2 separate regions of the Homo sapiens genome follow, and region 1 is linked to region 2. A link is an interaction called in ENCODE POLR2A ChIA-PET data of the cell type or tissue named here. Cell type or tissue: A673. All regions are shown on one strand. Each heading gives the region's core, and the rest is flanking DNA. Links, peaks and the distances in the headings are about the cores only.

Region 1 (10,146 bases), core at 862-8,861, 170 kb after region 2:
CTGAACTGTCTCCCGAATTAACTTTATGGGAGTCTACAGACAGCAAGACTGGAAAATCTGATTGGAGTTTTTGTCTTTCACATTCCTTTTGAAAACTCTTTGTTCGAATGCAAATCATCGACTTAAAATACTATTCTTAACCAAGGCCTGGAAGAAAGAAGACACTTGCAAAGCCGCTAAGACAGGACCACACATCTTAAACTGCTGTTCCTACCATGCACTAAACTGTTTTTAAGTTTTAAACCACACCCTAGGCTCCAGGAGTGTTCAGGAAAGATGGTGTTTGTAGGTCTCCATGCTGTTTGGCGTTGGGGGGTGTGGAGGGATCATCCGTCGACTTTCTGAATTTTAATGTATTCACTTAGTAACAAACCATGATTGTCTTAAATGCCTTAAATTATTATGAGATTTCTTGTCTCAGAGCCCAATCAGATTGTCAGGAATTAACATGTGTTAGGTTTGATCACCCTTGACCACTTCTTATAGATATTTCTTCAACAAATCATGTGTGATGCCTGTAGGAACACAACTGTACCTTTAAAATATTGTTTTCATATTGCTGTGATGGGGATTCGAGGTTCCTGTATGTGCCACTGTTTTCAGAATCTGTAGTTTTATACAGGTGCCGACCCTCGTTGTGATGTATGTGCTGTGCACATTGACATGCTGACCGACAATGATAAGCGTTTATCGTGTATAAAAAGACACCACTGGACTGGATGTACACAACTGGGAAAGGAATTAAAAGCTATTAAAATTGTGCCTTGAAATGCCAAGACCTGGTTCCCTCCCCCTGTCTTCCAGGGGTCTTTCTATTTGAGGCCTGAGCCTCACATGGCTGGGGGTTGGGGTGGGGGCAGGAGAGACGAATTTTAGCCAGCTGTGTCCACACAAATGTAGCCTTGAAAACAGGAGCCTGGGGGGTGTGAGTGTCACAAAGTTTTGCCATGACAGAGTCTTGCAGTTTATTCTCATTCTCCTGATGGGGCTAATTCACGCCATTCCCGCACTGTAACTGGCCCTAAACTCTGTGCCCCTCCCATTGGCCTCCTGTTCTCTAAAGCAATTTGCACTTCCCTAGGGGGAGCCGTGAAGCTCCAGAGCTGGTCATTAGGAGGCAGACTCGAGAATATTTTTCAAAATCTGAGTAGACACCATCCATGGGTATTGAACTCAATATAATGAACTGCAGCTAGTCTTTTATTTTTAATTAACTAATTTTTTTATATTTTTTGAGATGGAGTCTCACTCTTGTCGCCCAGGCTGGAGTGCAATGGCACAATCTCAGCTCACTGCAACCTCTGCTTCCCGGGTTCAAGCGATTCTCCTGCCTCAGCCTCTCAAGTAGCTGGAATTACAGGCATCCGCCACCATGCCCAGCTAATTTTTGTATTTTTAGTAGAGACGGGGTTTTTCTATATTGGCCAGGCTGGTCTCAAACCTCAGGTGATCTGTCCTCCTCGGCCTCCCAAAGTGCTGGGATTATAGGCGTGAGCCACCATGCCTGGCCAGCAGTTACTGTTTTATAAGGAGGAAATGGAACTAAATCTTATAGAATTAAAATCATCTGAGTGTATCAATCACAGTAAGGGTGCAAACTGTTTTGTGAAAATTTGGGTTCAATTATATACAATTATAGTATTTATAACTAGTCTTTCCTAGGAAGTACTCATGAGTGCAGTGGATTGCTTTTAAGAAAGCTAAATGCTGGCCTAATGTACCTAGAATCTGGGGTTCCCCTCTCCCTGTAAGACATATCCAGTTGCTTTGCAAAAAGGCAATCAGGGTTGGAAAATCCTTAATTGTACGTAATTTGCTTTCCAAGGCATTATGTTCTTCTACCCTTAAAAAAAAATCATTATAGAGATGGGTTTTCACTTTATTGCTCAGGCTGGTCTTGAACTTCTGAGCTCAAGTGATCCTCCTACCTCGGCCTCCCAAAGTGTTGAGATTACAGGCGTAGGCCACCAAGCCCAGCCCTTTTCTGTCCTTATTTCTTGACAGCCATGATCTAGGTACGACAAAGAAATACGTAGGTGATGTTAGAGGGTGAATTATGTCCAAAAGATCTCTTCCAAAAGATATGTTGAAGTCCTAACCCCTAGGACCTCAGTATGTGAGTTTGTTTGGAAATAGGGTCTTTATAGGGGTAAAATGAGACTACTGGGGGTGGGCCCTAATCCACTATGACTGGTGCCCTCCTACAAAGGAGGCCATGTAAAGAGACACAGGGAGAAGGCGGCGTGAAGATGGAGGCAGATGGGTGATGCTTCCACAAGCCAAGGGCTGCTGAGGGGTGCCAGCAAATGCCCAACAGCTAGGTGAGAGGCCTGGGACAGGGGCTCCCTCCCAGCCTCAGAAGGAACCAATTGTGCGGACACCTTGACCTCGGACTTGTAGCCTCCAGGGCTGTGAGATAATCAATTACTGTTGTTTAAGCCCACAGTGTGTGGTACTTTGCTGCCACCGGCGGCCTTTCACACTGGGGTGGGGAGGGGACTGCAACCCGGACGATCCAGCCATCTGGATCTGCAACCCCTCATGCATGCAGACCCTGTAGGTCTCTGTCCACATCTGTCCTGGCCAAACAAGGAATGGCTCATCCAGCTTCTGGGGTGGAAATGTACCCATCGTTGGCAAAATCGATCAGCTGAACTGAGCTTTCGTCTTGGCTTTCCAGCTCCTAGCATAGGGGGACAATGGGGAGTCAAGGACAGGTCCCAAGAGAGATTAAAAAGTCACTCATTCACTTAACATACTTGTTGAGTGCCTCCTTTGTGCCAGGCACAATTAGCGAAGGAAACAAGGATCCCTGCTCACCTAGAGCCTCATCGTAATGAGGGAGATGACAGTGAATGAGGAACACGGGCCACCTGGGAAGGTGGATGGTGCCAAGACAGAGAGAGAGCAGGATGGGGAGGTGTGGGGGTGGGGGTGGGGGTGGGTTGCTATGAAGGTGATGACGTCTAAGCAAAGACTTCAAGGTGCTGAGGGAGGAAGCCGTGCGAGGAACAGTGTCCAGGCAGAGGGAACAGCCCATGAGAAGGTGTGGGGCTGGCAGCAGGCCTGGGATGTTTAAGGCACTGTGGGATGGGCAGGGAGGAGGCAGAGTCAGAGAGGCCAGCTCCTGGAGCCTTGGAGGCCATGGTGTGGACTGGGCTTTTCCTTACAGTGAGTTTGTGCCATCTCATAGCCCTGGGATGGAGCAGAGGAAGGTTGAGATGAGATGGTCGGAAGCTGAGGAGTCCCAGGAGGAAGCGATTATGGGGATTCAGGTTGGGTATAAGGTTGCTTAAGGCTGGTGTGGTGGGGAGTGAAAAGTCAAATTAACAAAAGAGGAGATGGGGTTTCTCAGAATCAGCCTGCTGCCTAGGGGACCAACATCTTCGTGGATGAGTGCAGGGTTTGGGGCCAGCCCCACAGCTTCGTAGGTGGGTGACCCACAGCTTCCTTGCTGAATGACCGTGGGTGAGCCAGGGGACCCCGCCTCACCTCTCCTCATGATTCCCACCACCTGTGTCTGGAGTGAGGCTGGAGAAGACGATGCATGTAAAGTGCCTGTCACAGTAAGCAGTGACTGTCGTCTGTTAGATTACACCCTACTTATCCAAAGTTTCACTTTCCATAGTTCGGTTACCTGTAGTCACCCTCGGTCTCAAAATATTAAATTCCAGGGGATACACAGTTTGTACGTTTTTTGTTTTTTGTTTTTCGGTTTTTTTTTGAGATGGAGTCATGCTCTGTTGCCAGGCTGGAGTGCAGTGGTGTGATCTTGGCTCACTGCAACCTCAGCCTCCTGGATTCAAGCTATGATTCTCCTGCCTCAGCCTCTCGAGTAGCTGGGACTACAGGCGCATGCCACCACACCCAGCTAATTTTTGTATTTTTAGTAGAGACGGGGTTTCACCATGTTGGCCTGGCTGGTCTAGAATTCTAGACCTCAAGTGATTCTCCCGCTTTGGCCTCCCAAAGTGCTGGGATTACAGGTGTGAGCCACCACACCCAGCCCCCTAATGGGCTGTCTTCAGAAACACAGTGAGTGGCCCTGTGCTGGTTCCACCAGACTCAGCCTCTCAAGGGAAGACCCTGGCCACACCCTAAGGAAGGGCCTTTTCTCGGCATGACGGTGGCCCCTAGCACTGGGCTAGAAAATCATCCCATTAACGGGAAGATAGAAAAGACTGGGACATTAAGACCATAATTAAATCTTTTAAGGGAATGACAGTAATACAGTAGTCCCTCCTTATCCACAGGGGACAGGTTCCAAAACCCCACTGGATGCCTGAAACTGCAGATAGTACTGAACCCTATACAGGCATCCCTTGGTATCTGAGGGGACTGGTTCCAGGACCTCCCCTGGATACCAAAATCTGGGAATGCTCAAGTGCCCGATATGAAATGGCATGGTATTTGCAAATAACCTACGCACGTCCTCCCATGTCCTCTAAATCATCTCTAGATTACTTACAATACCTAATACAATGTAAATGCTATGTAAATAGTTGTCATACTGTGCTGTTTAGGGAATAATTACAAGGAAAAATAATCTGTACATGTTCAATACAGACCCAGCTTTTTTCCCAAACGTTTTCTTTTTTTTTTTTTTTTTTTTTTTTTTTTGAGACGGAGTCTTGCTCTGTTGCCCAGGCTGGAGTGCAGTGGCACGAACTCGGCTCACTGAAAGCTCCTCCTCCCGGGTTCACGCCATTCTCCTGCCTCAGCCTCCCGAGCAGCTGGGACTACAGGTGCCCACCACCATGCCTGACTAACTTTTTTGTATTTTTAGTAGAGACAGGGTTTCACTGTGCTAGCCAGGATGGTTTTGATCTCCTGACCTTGTGATCCACGCCTTGGCCTCCCAAAGTGCTGGGATTACAGGCATAAGCCCCAATGCCCGGCCTCTTTTCTTTTTTCTTTCTTTTACTTTCTTTCTTTCTTTCTTTCTTTTTTTTTTTTGAGGCGGAGTCTTGCGCTGTCACCCAGGCTGGAGTGCAGTGGCGCGATCTCGGCTCACTGCAAGCTCCGCCTCCCGGGTTCACGCCATTCTCCTGCCTCAGCCTCACGAGTAGCTGGGACTACAGGCGCCCACCACCGCGCCCGGCTAATTTTTTGTATTTTTAGTAAAGACTAGGGTTTCACCGTGTTAGCCAGGATGGTCTCGATCTCCTGACCTCGTGATCCGCCTGCCTCAGCCTCCCAAAGTGCTGGGATTACAGGTGTGAGCCACTGCGCCCAGCCTCTCTCTCTCTTTCCTTCTTTCTTTCTTTCTCTTTCTTTCTTTCTTTCTTTCTTTCTTTCTTTCTTTCTTTCTTTCTTTCTTTTCTTTCTTTTTCTTTCTTTCTTTCTTTCTTTCTCTTTCTCCTTCCTTCCTTCTTTCCTTACTTTTTTCTTTTTTTTTTTTCTTTTTTTTTTTTGTCAGAGTCTCGCTGTTGCCTGGCACAACAGCACCTCTGCCTCACTGCAACCTCTGCCTCCCAGGTTCAAGAGATTCTCCTGCCTCAGCCTCCTGAGTAGCTGGGACTACAGGCGCCCACCACCAGGCCCAGCTGATTTTTGTATTTTCAGTAGAGATGGGGTTTCTCCATGTTGTCCAGGGTGGTCTCGAACCCCTGACCTCTGGTGATCCACCCACCTCAGCCTCCCAAAGTGCTGGAATTACAGGCATGATCCACTGCACCTGGCCCTCCAAATGTTTTCAATCTGAGGGATGCAAAACCCACAGATATGAGCGCCGGCTGTATACACTCTTTTTTTTTTCCTATACATACCTATAATGAAGTTTAATTTCTAAATTAGGCACAGTAAGAGATTAACAGTAACTATCAAATTCAATTATAACAATATGTCAGCATCACTACTCCTATTTTGGGATCATTATCAAGTAAAATCCGGGTGACTTGAACTACTGACTCATAAGCAGGACCGTCTACAGTGTGGAGACGCTGGACACAGGCACGATTCCGTCCCGGGTGGGACAGAGCCTGGGCGGCACAGGATTCCATCACTCCACTCAGAATAGTGCATGATTTAAAACATACAAACGTACATACAAACTGGCCGGGCATGACAGAGCAAGACTCAGTCTCAAAAAAAAAGACAGCCCTTTAGGAAGACTGCTCCTCTCAAATGCAGCCTGCACTGGCTTACTCTGGTCTACATTAAAATAAGATCAAGGGCTCATGAGCTCAGAGTGTTTCTTCAATGTGAATAATTTTAAGTGTCCTCAATTCATCATTCAAGTTCTTTCTTTCTTTCTTTCTTTCTCTTTTTTTTTTTTTCTTTTTTGAGACGGAGTTTCACTCTTGTTGCCCAGGCTGGAGTGCAATGGCGCCATCTCTGCTCACCGCAACCTCGCCTCCCGGGTTCAAGCGATTCTCCTGCCTCAGTCTCCTGAGTAGCTGGGACTACAGGCGCCCACCACCAGGCCCAGCTAATTTTGTAGTTTTAGTAGAGACAGGGTTTCTCCATGTTGGTTTGGCTGGTCGCAAACTCCCGACCTCAGGTGATCCACCCACCCGCCTCAGCCTCCCAAAGTGCTAGGATTACAGGCGTGAGCCACCGCGCCCAGCCCATCATTCAAATTCTATATGCTTCTTATGAAAGGAAGGAGGGAGGCTGGACACAGTGGCTCAGGCCTGTAATTACAACACTTTGGGAGGACAAGGTGGGAGGATCACTTGAGCCCAGGAGTTCAAGGCTAGGCTGGGCAGCATAGTGAGACCCCATCTCTACAAAAAAATTTAAAAATTAGCTGGGTGTGGTGGTGCATACCTGTAGTCCTAGCTACTTGGGAGGCTGAGGTGAGAGGATCCTTTAAGCCTGGGAGTTCAAGGCTGCAGTGAGCTGTGATTGAGGAAAGTGACATCCGTGCTGGTCCATGTCCTGTGGTGGGGAAGGGGGACAGCAACCCAGCACAGACCCACCCTCCCCCAGGACCCCATGTAGGAGGGGTCCTGGATCGAGCTAGAAGAACTGGGGCCCCTGTAATGAATCAAACTGCCCAGGAGACCCAGGGACTGGAACACCCTTGCTAGGCAACACAACATCATTTTCACGCCCACCCCTGCCCCCAGCAAGACTCCTCTGCTGGGTCTCAGATCTTCCCCACTGGGAGGCTGCCAGGGTTCCTCAGCCTCCGTGGGTCCACACCCAATCACAGCCATCCCCAGCCTGTCCTTTCTTCCGTCCAGGAGGACAAGGCAAGCCCTTCCCCCCACCCACCCCTCCCCCAGCAGCCTCTCACTCCATCTAGTTGGTTTCACCTCATCGACTCTGCAGTCTAAAGACCTCTCCATCTGCACAGGACCTCTGTGCAGGCCGCCTCTCCCTGGACCTGGGTGGCTGCAGCAGCCCCTTGACTGGCCCCCCCAACTTCTTCCTCTACCCTGACAGGCCCTTCTCTAGGGGCCTTCTCACCGTGCAAGCTCCATCCTGCTCCCTGGGCTGGGATGCTTTCCACAGCCCTGCGACGCTCTTAGACTGAGATCACAGCCGTCAGCCAGGCCGTTCTGATCACTCACTACTGCCTAATGAGCTGCCCCAAACAGTGACAAAACCGCCACCATCTTATAACTCCCAGTGTGGCAGGTCAGGGATGTGGACAGGGTCTGGCTGGGTGATTTTTCTGCTTTTTATGGCTTTGAAGATCTTGGCATTGGATGGGCTCATCTGGGGGTCTGAGGCCGGCACCCTGATGGGCAAGGCTGGAGGGCTGGGCTCAGCTGGGCATCGGCCAGAGCACCCACACAGGGTCTCTCCAGCATGGGAGCCTCTCCTGGGGCTGGAGGCCTTACGAGGCGGCTCAGAGGGCTCCAGGACGCCCAAGGCTTCTTAGGGCCAGGCCCAGAAAGTTCCAGAACCTCATTCCTGCCATTGGTCATGAAATCAGACCAGCTCTGATTCAAGGGGAGAAAACAGGCCTCTGCTCACAGTGGGAGGACTAGCACGGAATGTGTGGTCATCTTTCATCCGCTGCAGAGGCTCCATTTGCCCTTCCCGGTGCCCATCCTGCCAGCTCCCTCCCCACATCCCTGTGCTCGGCCGGCTCCCGGCACATTGACGTTCTCTCAGAGCACACAGGTACCATCCGCTTGGCCACAGGGCCTTTGCACACACCAACCTCCTGCCTGGAAGGATCTTCCCCACCCCTGCACTTCACCCAGCTGGTTTTCCCAGGGCAGCTGTGACAAATGACCACAAACCAGGCAGCCTTAAACAACAGAAATGTATTGTCTTGCAGTTCTGGAGGGCAGAAGGCAGAAATCAAGGTGTCAGCAGGGCCCTGCTCCCTCAGAAGGCTCTGGGGGGTGGTCCTTCCTTGCCTCTTCTGGCTGCTGCTGGCTGCCAGCATTCCTTGGCTTGCAGCTGCATCACTCGATTCTGCCTCCATCACCACATGGCCTTCTCCTCTGTGTGTCTGTGTGTCCAGATTTCCCTCTTCTTATGAGGACACCAGTCACTGGATTTAGCCTCGTCCCAGAATTCCAGCAGGACCTCATCTTAGCTTTCATTGCCTCTGCCAAGCCCCTATTTCCAAATGAGGTTCCATTCACGGGCTCTAGGGAGACAGGACATTGGGAAGACACCCATCAGCCCACACACCAGTTACTCAGATTCATTATTAAAGTCATGATTCAAAGGTCCTTTACTCTAAGGATGAAAGAAGTGAGGCATTTGGAAGATAAAGGGCCTGGCATACAGTAGGTGCTTATTCCAGCCAGCTAGTGCTGTCATGTCCCCAGAGCCTTCTCTGGCCACTCCCAGCCCACACTGGGCCATGCGTTGTCTTATCACATACTCTCTGGCATCCTAGGTTAGGTTCCCCAGCAACAAAACCCAAGACTGGGATCCCTGAGCAAAGAGTTTGTCAAGGGAGGAGCTCCCAGGAAGAACTGGCAAGGAAAGGAGAGCAGCAGGACAGGCCAAAGAAGCGGCAATCACAACTCAGCCTGGTCTGGCCTGATTCCTCACTCCCCGGGGTGCTCTGGGGTACCAACAGCATCCTAGAGCTGTCCCACCTTGGGGCAAGGGGCTGAGCATCTGTACCCCCTTGTCAATCAGTCCCTGGCTGCAGGCTGCCCTGGGGATCGGGGAGAGTGGACCCTCCAGGCCTTTCCAGGCAATGTGGTCCCTTTCAGGAGCAGGGAAGCTCCAAGCCATCAGCAGCTGGGGGGTGAAGACACCATCCTGGGAAACAAACCACACCCCGCAGCCCTTCCTAACCCCTACACAGAGTAATTGACTTGTGAGTTACGCACCTGTTGGGGCTTGCTTTCCCTCCCTCCCCAGGACTGGAATCTTTGCAGGCAGGGGCTGGGCCCATTTGGTTCACCACCTATATAGATATAGATCCCCAGTGTGCTGCTGGGCACCTGGGAGCTGCTCCGTGCCTTTCCTGATGTCCTCAGGTGTGCACGCCCACTGGTGAGCATCTGATCCATGCTCTGGCCCCAGCCAAAGAGGAGACCCCAAGCCAGTTCCAGCCATCCAGTCAGTGACCCAGCACACGTAGCAGCCACATCCGGTTGGCCGATGGGAAGCAGAACAACACCGGCTCAGGAGGTTGGTGCCTTTTTGTTTTTTTTTTGAGACGGAGTCTTACTCTATCACCCTCCAACAGTCGGGATTACAATTGGACATGAGATTCGGGTGGGGACACAGATCCAAACCCTATTAGCCTTCTTCCAGACTGCAGATTGCCAGCTTCTCCCTGTGTCCCCAAATGACAAAGGGGCAAGGGGGCTCTCTGGGGTCCTTTTTTTTTTTAAGATGGAATCTCGCTCAATTGCCCAGGCTGGAGTGCAGTGGCATGATCTCAGTTCAATGCAATCTCCACCTCCCAGGTTCAAGATATTCTCTGCCTCAGCCTCCTGAGTATCTGGGATTACAGGTGCCCACCACCATGCCTGGCTAGTTTTTTGTTTGTTTGTTTGAGATGGAGTCTCACTCTATTGACCAGGCTGGAGTGCAATGGTGTGATCTCGGCTCACTGCAACCTCTGCCTCCTGGGTTCAAGCGATTCTCCTGCCTCAGCCTCCTGAGTAGCTGGGATTACAGGTGCCTGCCACCACCACTGGCTAATTTTTGTATTTTTAGTAGAGACAGAGTTTTATCATGTTGGCCAGGCTGATCTCGAACTCCTGACCT
Region 2 (10,146 bases), core at 666-8,665:
CCCCAGAGGGCCTGGCTGGAGGATGGGCGCTTTGCAGCTGTGTCCCCTCCCTCTGCTGTGCAGCCTCTCCAAACTTGGTTCCTGCATTTCCCAAAGCGATAATATCCTAGCAACCTCTCCAAGCGGCTGAGTGCAGAGTTGTTTACGCTGGGTTGCAGGGAGTTGGGGAATGCAGCGAAGCTGGGGCTGTTCAGAACTTCCCAAAGTCCAGCCTGGGGCGGCGTGGGCTGGAAACAGACAGGCTGACGTTTTAGGGACGTGACATCTAAACTTTCAGCACACCCTGGGTGCTTGGGCCGGGGAGTCTGACTGTCTCTGCAGAGCCTGAAAATTCCCTGAGTCCATGAACACGGCTTTGAGGTTCCGCCTCCGCGGGCTCTAGGCCCTGAGAACCTCTACGGCTTTGAGCTCTGAGCTGCCACTGCCTCCCTGGGAAATGTGTGTGTTGAGGGATGCTTAAGGTAGCTCAGAAAAAGAAGCAAAAGCTCAGGAATATCCTTATGTGCAGTCTTTAAATCGGGGCCTGGCACATAGGAGGTGCTCCGTATTGGTTGAAGGAAAAGGAATGTGTGTGTTTAATAATGATGGTGATCAGAATTCTGACATGGTTCTTTTCTGTTGTTTTACTGTCATTACTATTTTGAAAAGATCCGGGGATAATGTCAAAAAAAAAAAAAAAGGAGCAAAAAAATCTGAAACCATCAGTCATCTGAAAGTCACATCCATCCTTGAAAGTTAAAATAAAGCAGAGATAGGACAGAGGCCGGGTGGAGACCAGGTCCCTAGGGAACGCCACAGCATGATGACATCACCCACCCCACCCCATGGGGGACTCTAACGTCCAATTAGCTCCATAATATATTCAGTGTTTTACATTTGTTTTTGAATAGGTAGTGCCCATGCTTGAAATTCAAAAGATATAAAAGAGCAATTTAAGGCCGGGCGCGGTGGCTCACGCCTGTAATCCCAGCACTTTGGGAGGCCGAAGCGGGCGGATCACGAGGTCAGGAGTTTGAGACCAGCCTGACCAACATGGTGAAACCCCGTCTCTACTAAAAATACAAAAATTAGCCAGGTGTGATGGCGCTTGCCTGTAATCCCAGCTGCTTGGGAGGCTGAGGCAGGAGAATCATTTCAACCTGGGAGGCAGAGGTTGCAGTGAGCCGAGATCATGCCACTGCACTCCAGGCTGGGCGACAGAGCGAGACTCTGTCTCAGAAAAAAAAAAAAAAAAGAAAAGCAATTTAATAGAAAAGGGGAACAGAAGAAGGTGACCAGGGATCTCTGAGAAGGGTACGCCTGGGTGGCCGGTCAGCAGGTGAAATGCTCATTAGTAATTAGGGGAGGCGAATTCACACGACAAAGGCATTCCATTTTGTACCAAAAAGACGGACCAAAAAGACGGCTGAAAGGTCACGAGTCTGCCTTTATCAATGCCTGACAATAGTGCTGGGAAGCACCTGGAGATCCTACCTGCAGAGCGGGGTGGAGGGATCTGGGTCCATTGGAATCACACTTTGGAAGACAAATAGGTACCACTGGGCTGTAAGTAGCCACGTGGGCTGCGACCCAGTGAGTCCCCGGAGCACGCTGTCATGGCAAGGCTGTTCTCTGCTTGTAACAGCAAAATCTTGGGATTAACCAAGTGGGAGAAGGCTGGATACACAGCCGTGGTCATGCCGTTGGGGGTACTATGCAGCCAGGACGATGAGTGAATTACTGGTGCAGCCACAACTGGAATGAATGTCGGTAACAGGGGGTTAGGTTAAACAAAGCAAAACAAAAAACTAAACAACAGAAAAAAACACTTGGTAGGCCGGGCATGGTGGTTCATGCCTGTAATCCCAGCACTTTGGGAGGCCAAGGCCGGTGGATCACCTGAAGTCAGGAGTTCGAGACCAGCCTGGCCAACATGGTGAAACCCCATCTCTACTAAAAATACAAAAATTAGCCAGGTGTGGTGACATGCACCTGTAGTCCCAGCTACTCAGGAGGCTGAGGCAGGAGAATCGCTTGAACCTGGGAGGCGGAGACTCCAGTGTGCTGAGGGTGCCACTGCACTCCAGCCTGGGCAACAGGGCAAGACTTTGTCTCAAAAGAAATAAAATAAGAAGAAAGCACATGGTATATTTCCATGTATATACAATTCAAAAGTTTGCAATTAACTTTGCTGCCTAGGGATACAGATATACATGGGGTAACTACAAATGTTTCACTACCAGGTTGAACATTTAATGGACGGTTGGAGGCCCTTGGAGCTCTTTCTTTTCTACCTGGTGTGGTGGACTGGCAACGTTTGATGGGGTCCCTGAGTACCTGACGAGCAGAGAATGTCCACAAACCCTAGACAGACACGTACCCCAAGCCAGAAAAAACCCTTGCAGTTCTAAGCCACTGCAATTTGCGGGCTGTTTTGTGAGTGCTGCATAACCTACCCCAGATTCACTGGCGCTTGGTTTCATCAATTCATAAAAGCTCTTATTCATTAGAGAAATTAGCCCTCAATCTATGCTACGAGTGGCTTGTATTTTATATAGTTATTTTCTTTTGACATTGCAGAATCCCTTGCCATTAATATATGACAATTTTTGTATAGTCAAATTTATCCATTTTTGTGTCATGGATTTTATATATATATATATATATATGAAAAATTGACCCTTTTTTTCCTTTTCTTTCTATGGCTTTATTGAGTGATAACTTAAATATTATAAAATTAACCCATTTAAAGTACACATTCACAGAGTTGTAGAAAGTGACCAAAGTCTAATTTTAGGCAATTTCATCACCCCAAAAACACACCCCATAGCCCTTATAGTCACTCCCCATCTTCCCCTTTCTCTACCCCTAGGCAATCATTTATGCAATCTATTTTCTGCCTCTACAGATTTGCCTATTCTGCAATAAAGGGAATTACACCATTTGTGCTCTTCAGTAACTGGCTTCTTTTTGCTTAGCCAGTGATTTTGAGCTTCATCCGTGTTGCAACGTGTCATCAGTACTCCAGCTTTTTTCATGGCTGAATAATATTCCACTTTATTAGTTGACAGACATCTGGGTTGTTTCTGCTTTTGGAGTATTATGAATAATGCTGTTATGCATATTCATGTAAAGGTTTTTGTGTAGTCATATGTTTTCATTTCTCTTGGGTATCAAAATTATTGGATCATATAGTAACTCTACATTTACCATTTTGAGGAATTGCCAAACTGTTTTAAAAAGTGGCTGCATCATTTTCCATTCCCACCAGCAATGAATGGGGGTTCTAATATCTCTACATCTTTGCCAACACTTGCTATTGTCTGTCTTTTTAATTTAAGCCATCCTAGTGGGTGTGAAGTGGTATCATCTCATTGCGGTTTTGACTTGCATTTCTGTAAAAACTCATGATGTTAGACATCTATAATGTGCTTACTGGCATTTTGTATATCTTCTTAGGAGAAATGTCTATTCAAATATAATGTCTCTTCAATTGCCCATTTCTAGGTTGGATGATTTATCTTTTTATTGTTGAGGTGTAAGAGATCTTTGTATATTCTAGAAATGACTCCCTTATCAGATATATGACTTAACATTTTGTTCTCCCACTCTGTAGGGTGTGTTTTCACTTTCTTGATGATATTGTTTGCAGCACAAAAGTTTTTAATTTTGATGAAGTCCAATTTATCTGTTTGTGTTTTCCTACTTGTGCTTTTGCTGTTGTATCTAAGAAGGCTTTCCTAGATCAAGATTTACTCTTAGATTTTCCCTTTCTTTCTCTTTTTTTCTTTCTTTTCTTTCTCTTTCTTCCTTCCTCCTTTCTTTCTTTTCTTTCTCTCTTTCTTTCTTTCTCTTTCTTTCTTCTCTCTTTCTTTCTCCCTCCCTCTTTCTTTCTTTCTTTCTTTTCTTTCTTTCTTTCTTTCTTTCTTTCTTTTTCTTTCTTTCTTTCCTTCCTTCCTTGCTTCCTTCCTTCCTTCCTTCCTTCCTTCCTTCCTTCCTTCCTTCTTTCTTTCTTTCTTTCTTTCTTTCTCTTTCTTTTTTGACACAGAGTCTTGCTCTGTCACCCAGGCTGGAATGCAGTGGCATGATCTCAGCTCACTGCAAACTCCACCTCCCGAATTCAAGCAATTCTTGTGCCTCAGCCTCCAGAGTAGCTGGGATTACAGGTATGCGCCACCACGCCTGGCTAATTTTTGTATTTTTAGTAGAGACAGGGTTTCACCATGTTGCCCAGGCTGGTCTCGAACTCCTGACCTCAAGTGATCCTCCCAAAGTGCTGGGATTACAGGCGTGGCCACCCCGCCTAGCCTACTCTTAGATTTTCTTATAGGAGTTTTGTAATTTCAACCTTTATATTTAGGTCTGTGATCTAAGGAAGGGGTCCAGCTTCCTTCTTTTGCACGTGGATGTCCGATTGTTGAGCATCATTTGTTGGAGAGCCGTCCCTCCCTCATTACATCGTGTCAGGAAGGCAGTCTCTGCATGCAGTCTGACCAGGCCCAGCCACCTAAGAAAGGGCTGTGGGCCTGGCACACTTTCTCATCAAGTAGTCGAGTCCTCACAGTCAGCGCTGGCCTTGCCGCTTGTGTGGGAATAGATTCCTCATTCCAGAATCAATGCGTCCTCCTTTGTCCTGCTAACTGTGTGAATCATCTGGCACCTGGCCAACCCCTTCTGTCCCCTGTGGAGAGGGAACCAGGTCCTTCTACCCCAGCACAAGAAAGGTGCCTGCAGGCCGACTGCCCTGCATTGGCTGCTGAGAGGGACCCACTGGGCCACGAGGGGCCAATGCCTACCACTGACCGGTCTTGTTCCATCCCTTTTCCATGTGAGTGAAATGTTTTCCCTCCAGTGCCTGACTGCCTTGTGATTTTCTTGGTGACTCTGATACCAAGATGCAGCCAGCAGCAGCGCTCCGACCTCTGCACCTGGTGACGAACAACAGCTCCCACCTGCTTGACGAACGGCCTTGGTGCCCTTGTCAGAAATCAACTGGCTGTCAATCTGAGGGTTTATTTCTGACTCTATTTTGTTCTATTCCTCTATGTCCATCTTCATGCCGGTGCCAGTCTTGGTTACTGCAGCTTGTAGCAAGTTCAATGTTCTAGTCAAGTCCTCACAGTCAGCCCTGGGCTTGCTGCCTTGTGTGGGAATAGATTCCCCATTCCAGAATCAATGCGTCCTCCTTTGTCCTGTTAACTGTGGGCATCATCCAGCACCTGGCCAACCCCACTGCTATATCTGTCCCCTGTGGAGAGGGAACCGTTGGAAGTGTGGCCCCCCAACATTTTCTTTTTCAAGATCACTTTGGTTACTCTGGGTCCATATGACTATTAGAATCATGGCCGGGTGCAGTGGCTCACGCCTGTAATCCCAGCACTTTGGGAGGCCGAGGTGGATGGATCACATGAGGTCAGGAGTTCGAGACCAGCCTGGCCAACATGGTGAAACTCCATCTCTACTAAAAATACAAAAATTAGCTGGGTGTGGTGGCAGGTACCTGTAATCCCAGCTACTCGGGAGGCTGAAGCAGGATAATCGCTTGAACCCGGGTGGTGGAGGTTGCAGTGAGCTGAGATCATGCCACTGTAATTCAGCCTGGGTGACAGAGTGAAACTCTGTCTCAAAAAAAAAAAAAAAAGAAAGAAAGAAAGAAAGAAAGAAAAGATCACCTTGGCAATTTCTGCAACAACAAAAAACTCAACTTGGATTTTGATAGAGATTGCTTTGAATTTGAAGATCAATTTGAGGAGTATCGCCTTCTCAGCAATGATATTTTATGAGCAGGAACAAGCAATATCTTTTCATTCATTGTAATCTTTTATTTCTTTCATTTCAATAATGTTTTGCAGTTTTTAATGTACAAGTACTGTATTTGTTTAAGTTTATTCTTGAGTGTTTTATTCTTTTTGCTGCTATTACAAATGGGGTTGTTTTCTTTTTCTTTTTTTCCATTGGATTTTTTTATTATTGTGTAAGTTGACAAACAAAATTGTGTATATTTATGGTACACAACAAGATGTTTTGAAATATGGATACATTGTGGAATGGCTAAATCAAGCTAATTTGCCTATACCTTGCCTCACATGCTGGGATTTTTTTAATGTTATTTTTAGATAGATAGTTCACTGCCAGTGTGTAGAAATACAATTAATTTTTGTACATTGATCTTGCTTCCAGCTACATTGATGGACTCATTTATTAGTTTGAAGAGTTTTTTCAGTGGGTTTCTTAGGATTTTCTGCATAAAAGATCATGTCATCTGCAAATACAGACAGTTTTTACTTCCTTTCCAATCTGGATGTCTTTTATTTCATTGTCTTGCCTAATCGCCCTGGCTAGAACTTCCAGTACAATGTTGAATGGAAGGGTGAGAGCAGACATCCTTGTCTTGTTCTTGATTTTAGGAGGAAGGCGTTTGTTCTTTTTTCATTAAGTACGATGTTAGATACGAATTTCATAGATGGCTCTTATCAGGTTGAGGAAGTTCTCTTCTGCTCCTGGTTTATTGATTCTGAATATCTTATCATGAAAGCATGTTAGATTATGTTCAATGCTTTTCCTACATCTATCGATCACTCTGTAGTATTTAGTAATATTTTATTTTAGAAATTTGTAATTTTCTTAAGAGATTGGTTGGTCCTTTTAAAACTTTTTGTCCTCTCTTTATTGAATTTGGTATCAGTGTTACACTAGCTTTTTCTAAAGACTTTTGAAACTCTTCTACTTTTTCCATGCCTTGAAACAGCTTACATGGTATTAAAATCTCCTGTTCTCTCAAATGACAATGGAACTCCCATGTGAAATTACTGGCCTGGTGATGTTTCGGCCTGGGATAGGGGGATTAAGAACTTTTTTTTTTTTTTAATGGTGATGGAGTTGTTCTTTTTTCTGTCTCTTCTAGAGTTAAGTTTTATGACTTACTTCTTTTTTTTTCCAGGAAGAACTGGTTTCATCTGAGTTTACAAACTTATTTGCATAGAGCCGATCAAAGCATTCTCTTGTGATGCTCTTATCTCTCTGTGTCTGTTGCTATCTCTCTATTTGTATTCTCTTACTCTGTGTATGCCTGTGTATGCATTTATCCCCTTTTCCTCTTGATTACTTCAGCCAGTTTAGCTGCTTTTTTTTCCCCCTTGAAAGAGTCAGCAGGGCTGAACCTTAGTGGAACAGCACTGCAGTTTGAGACTCCTCCTGTCCACTTCTGTTTCCTTCCTTCTCTCCTTCCATGCGGGTCGCCTCTTCATTGTGGCCTGAAGCCTCTTTCATGTTCTCCTGCTTCCTCCCCCAAAATCCTCTTCTCTGTCAGAGCCTGTCTTTGCATCCAGCCCTTGGCAGGCCCAGGCGAGGCCCTAATGCTTCCAGCTGCAGGTGGAGAATGGACTGGAAGGGGTGGGAATGCAGGTGGCGGGCACCGGCCTGGCTGCAGCGGCCTGGGAGGTAGAGAAGCTGGGGCTGGGAGGGGTGTACCGTGGAGGAATGAGTTGAAGAGCTGCTTAGAGTCAGCAGGGCTTTGGGATCAAATTGCATGGCTTGCATTTTGCCATTTATTGCCTTAAACACCCCTTCCCAGGATCACAGGGATCAGGTGAAGTTACAAAACTGAAGACAGGTTGAAATGTTGATTCAGTCTCTCAACTCTGCCCTAAAACCCCAGATCAGACCTCAACAAGATCTTACATGAGAGAGAAAGGAATGGGGCTCTAAGAGCTGCAGGCAAATGTTACTGAAAGAGCCTCGAAGGGCCAGGACCCCCGCTGGCCCTGCTGGCAGAGGCTAGGGAGCAGCAGTCTGCTGCTGGGAAAGCCACTGGAGGGTCTGGCTGGCTCTGATATGGCCTGGACAAGGTGCCTGGACCCAGGGTGCTCACCTGGGGAGACCGGTGGCCGGTAGCCCTCCTTCCCCTAAAATTCTAAGAGAAGAAAAAATCCAGCAGAAACAACACATTTCTGATTTTGTGGTTGTTTGTCTTCTTTGGCTGTCGTGCACATTGTTTCTTCTAGGAAATAGAATCAGATGGAAATGGGGGGGACCCCAGTGGGCACCCCAGTCACTTGGACTTCAAGCCACTTGGGAGAGGAGGGACCTGGCCACCACAGCCTCATCAGGGTCCTTTCCACAAGTGAGTGAGGCCCTAAACACACATGGAGTTGTGACGTGAGAAGCCAAGAGGTGGATGGGGAGGGGGCATCTCCACCAGGTGACCTTGATCCCTAGGATCCCACCCTGTGCAGATGGGTGGGGGGCATTGTGGGCAGAGGGCCCCACGGCTCAGGCCAGGTGTGCCAGCTGAGAGCACAACTGGTCTGGAAGTCAAGGATGAAGGACTTGACTAACTGGGGTCAAGTCCTTCATCCAGGGACAGGGAGCAGGACAGGAAGGCTGCGGCTAGGGCTGTCAGATGGGCTCCCAGAGGACATGGCAGTGACCGGGGATACTGGGCCACAAGGAAGGGCGACTCCAGGGACCATGTCCTGGGCTACCTTAGTTGGCCCATGTCCTTGGGACCCTGGAGACCCTGCTCTGCCTGGGCACTGATCCCTGAGCCTCCTTCCTGCTGAATGCCAGGACCAGAGGAAGCAGGGACTGCAGGAGAGTCAGACAGCCCCATTCCCAGCGGCTGGGACCTGGCAGGCATCTCTGTCCCAGGCAGCTGCCCCAGTCCTGAGATGCACATAAAACAATGCATGAAGCCAGGCAGGCTTCATGCAACGGGCATTTGATGAGCCCCAGGCCAGTCACAAGCCATCGCCAGAGGCTCAGCCACCTGCACTGGGTGGCCCAAGATAGCCCCGTGCAGGGGCCAGGGTTGGGGGGTGGGGGTAGGCCACACCCAGGGAGGAGGAGGAGGGAACCCAGAGTGTTCCCTCCTGCGGCCCCACCTCCCCACCCCACCCTAACCACTGGGCAGGTGAGGCCTGGCTCTGTCTGTAGTGTGCGCAGATCCCTGCTCCAGGGCTTTGGACCACAGAAGGAGGTGATAACAAGGGTCATAAAGTCATGGCGGGTTTGCTCTTCCAGACCATGCAGTGCACGCCAATCCCCTGCCCCTCGGTGCTGGGACGAGGCGCTGTGGGCATCAGGGCCTCTGATGCACAGGGTCTCTGCCCTTGGAAGGCTCCCATGTGGCAGGGGCAAGGTTGGGGGAGACAGCAGCAAATAGATGGATAATAGGATGGGGCTATGCAGGAGGACCAGGGGGCTCCTGGGGGAAGGGGCTGTATCCCAGGGGCTTTTCAGAGCTGGCGCTGGAGCCGAGGCCTGCAGGGGTCTGGGGGATGTCAGGGAAGAGGAGACCGCAGTGCCATGAGCCCGAGGCAGGTGTGTGTGCAGCTGCCACCGTGGAGGCGGTGGTGGCCTACAGAGAGAAGCCGAGACTAGAGGTCAGGGAGACTCCTGCCGGGGGACCTGGATCTAGGCTCCTGAGAGGCCCACAGGCTGCCAAGTTGGCATCTGAAAAATGCCGTTGTTGTTTAAGCTGGTCGCAGCTGGTGTCTGAGAAGGGCAATAAGGAGAATGTTGATGGGGATGAGGGGCCGGGGTCCCTGGGAGTTTGGTGGCCAAGATGGCCAGGTAAGTCCTCATCTCTTCTGGCCAGCCCATGGACTCAGGAAGACACTGGCCTGGGACTCGGCCTGTGCTGGCTGGTTGCCTGCCAGAGTGCCTGAAGGGAAGGGCCTGCTGGCCTTGGGCGAAGGGCTGTGTGTGCTGCAGGTAAGGTGAGGCCACTGCTGATGGGGCTGTCACTGGAGAGGGCTCTCTGGAACCCCCACCCCCATCCCAGCTTGGAGTACGATTGTCCCCAATGAGAACCCAGGCTGGCCCAGAGGAGGGTGGGAAGGGGCTGCCTCCACTCTGAGACTCCCCTCAGTGGGCACACTGGGGCCTCTGTGCAGGTTCACGCTGCTCCTCCTGGCTCCCTCCTTCGCAGAACAGCAAAGTGGTCACGGAGCATGAGCTTTGGAGGCACTGGAGCCAGGGGTTCAAATCCTGCACCCCCAGAACTACCAGCTGGTACCCTGGGAATATGCCTTTGACCATTCTGAGTCTCATTTGTCTCCTCTGCAAAAGGGGGCTCTAGGGATAGGCTACCTAGGTCCAACCTCAGGACTGTCCCTTCCTGGCTGGGTGACCTTGGATCAGAGAAAGCAGGGGTTGCATTGTCCC

What was found. ChIA-PET counts read pairs that join two places held together with the same protein. Peaks named below come from ENCODE experiments on the same cell type or tissue, not always from the same donor. Only the 100,000 strongest peaks of a DNase experiment are listed, where the experiment ranks them.
Region 1: POLR2A ChIA-PET joins it to region 2 with 16 read pairs; 2 of 35 experiments call an interaction of 5 or more read pairs at or near these places.

Annotation. Positions count from the first base shown.
Region 1 is chr11:69,761,646-69,771,791 of GRCh38, reverse strand. It overlaps FGF4 (fibroblast growth factor 4), which reads left to right. Exons shown (of 3, transcript NM_002007.4): 3 at 1-770. Among named protein-coding and RNA genes, the nearest start is that of FGF4, 8.6 kb to the left of the region's middle. RefSeq lists enhancers at 1-169, 1-338, 6,533-7,533. In A673, for the core only: no CTCF peak of the experiment used is centred there; no DNase peak of the experiment used is centred there; H3K27me3 peaks cover 1,569 bases.
Region 2 is chr11:69,929,800-69,939,945 of GRCh38, reverse strand. No RefSeq gene overlaps it. Among named protein-coding and RNA genes, the nearest start is that of FGF3, 120 kb to the right of the region's middle. RefSeq lists an enhancer at 6,857-7,833. In A673, for the core only: no CTCF peak of the experiment used is centred there; a DNase peak (open chromatin) is centred at 4,635.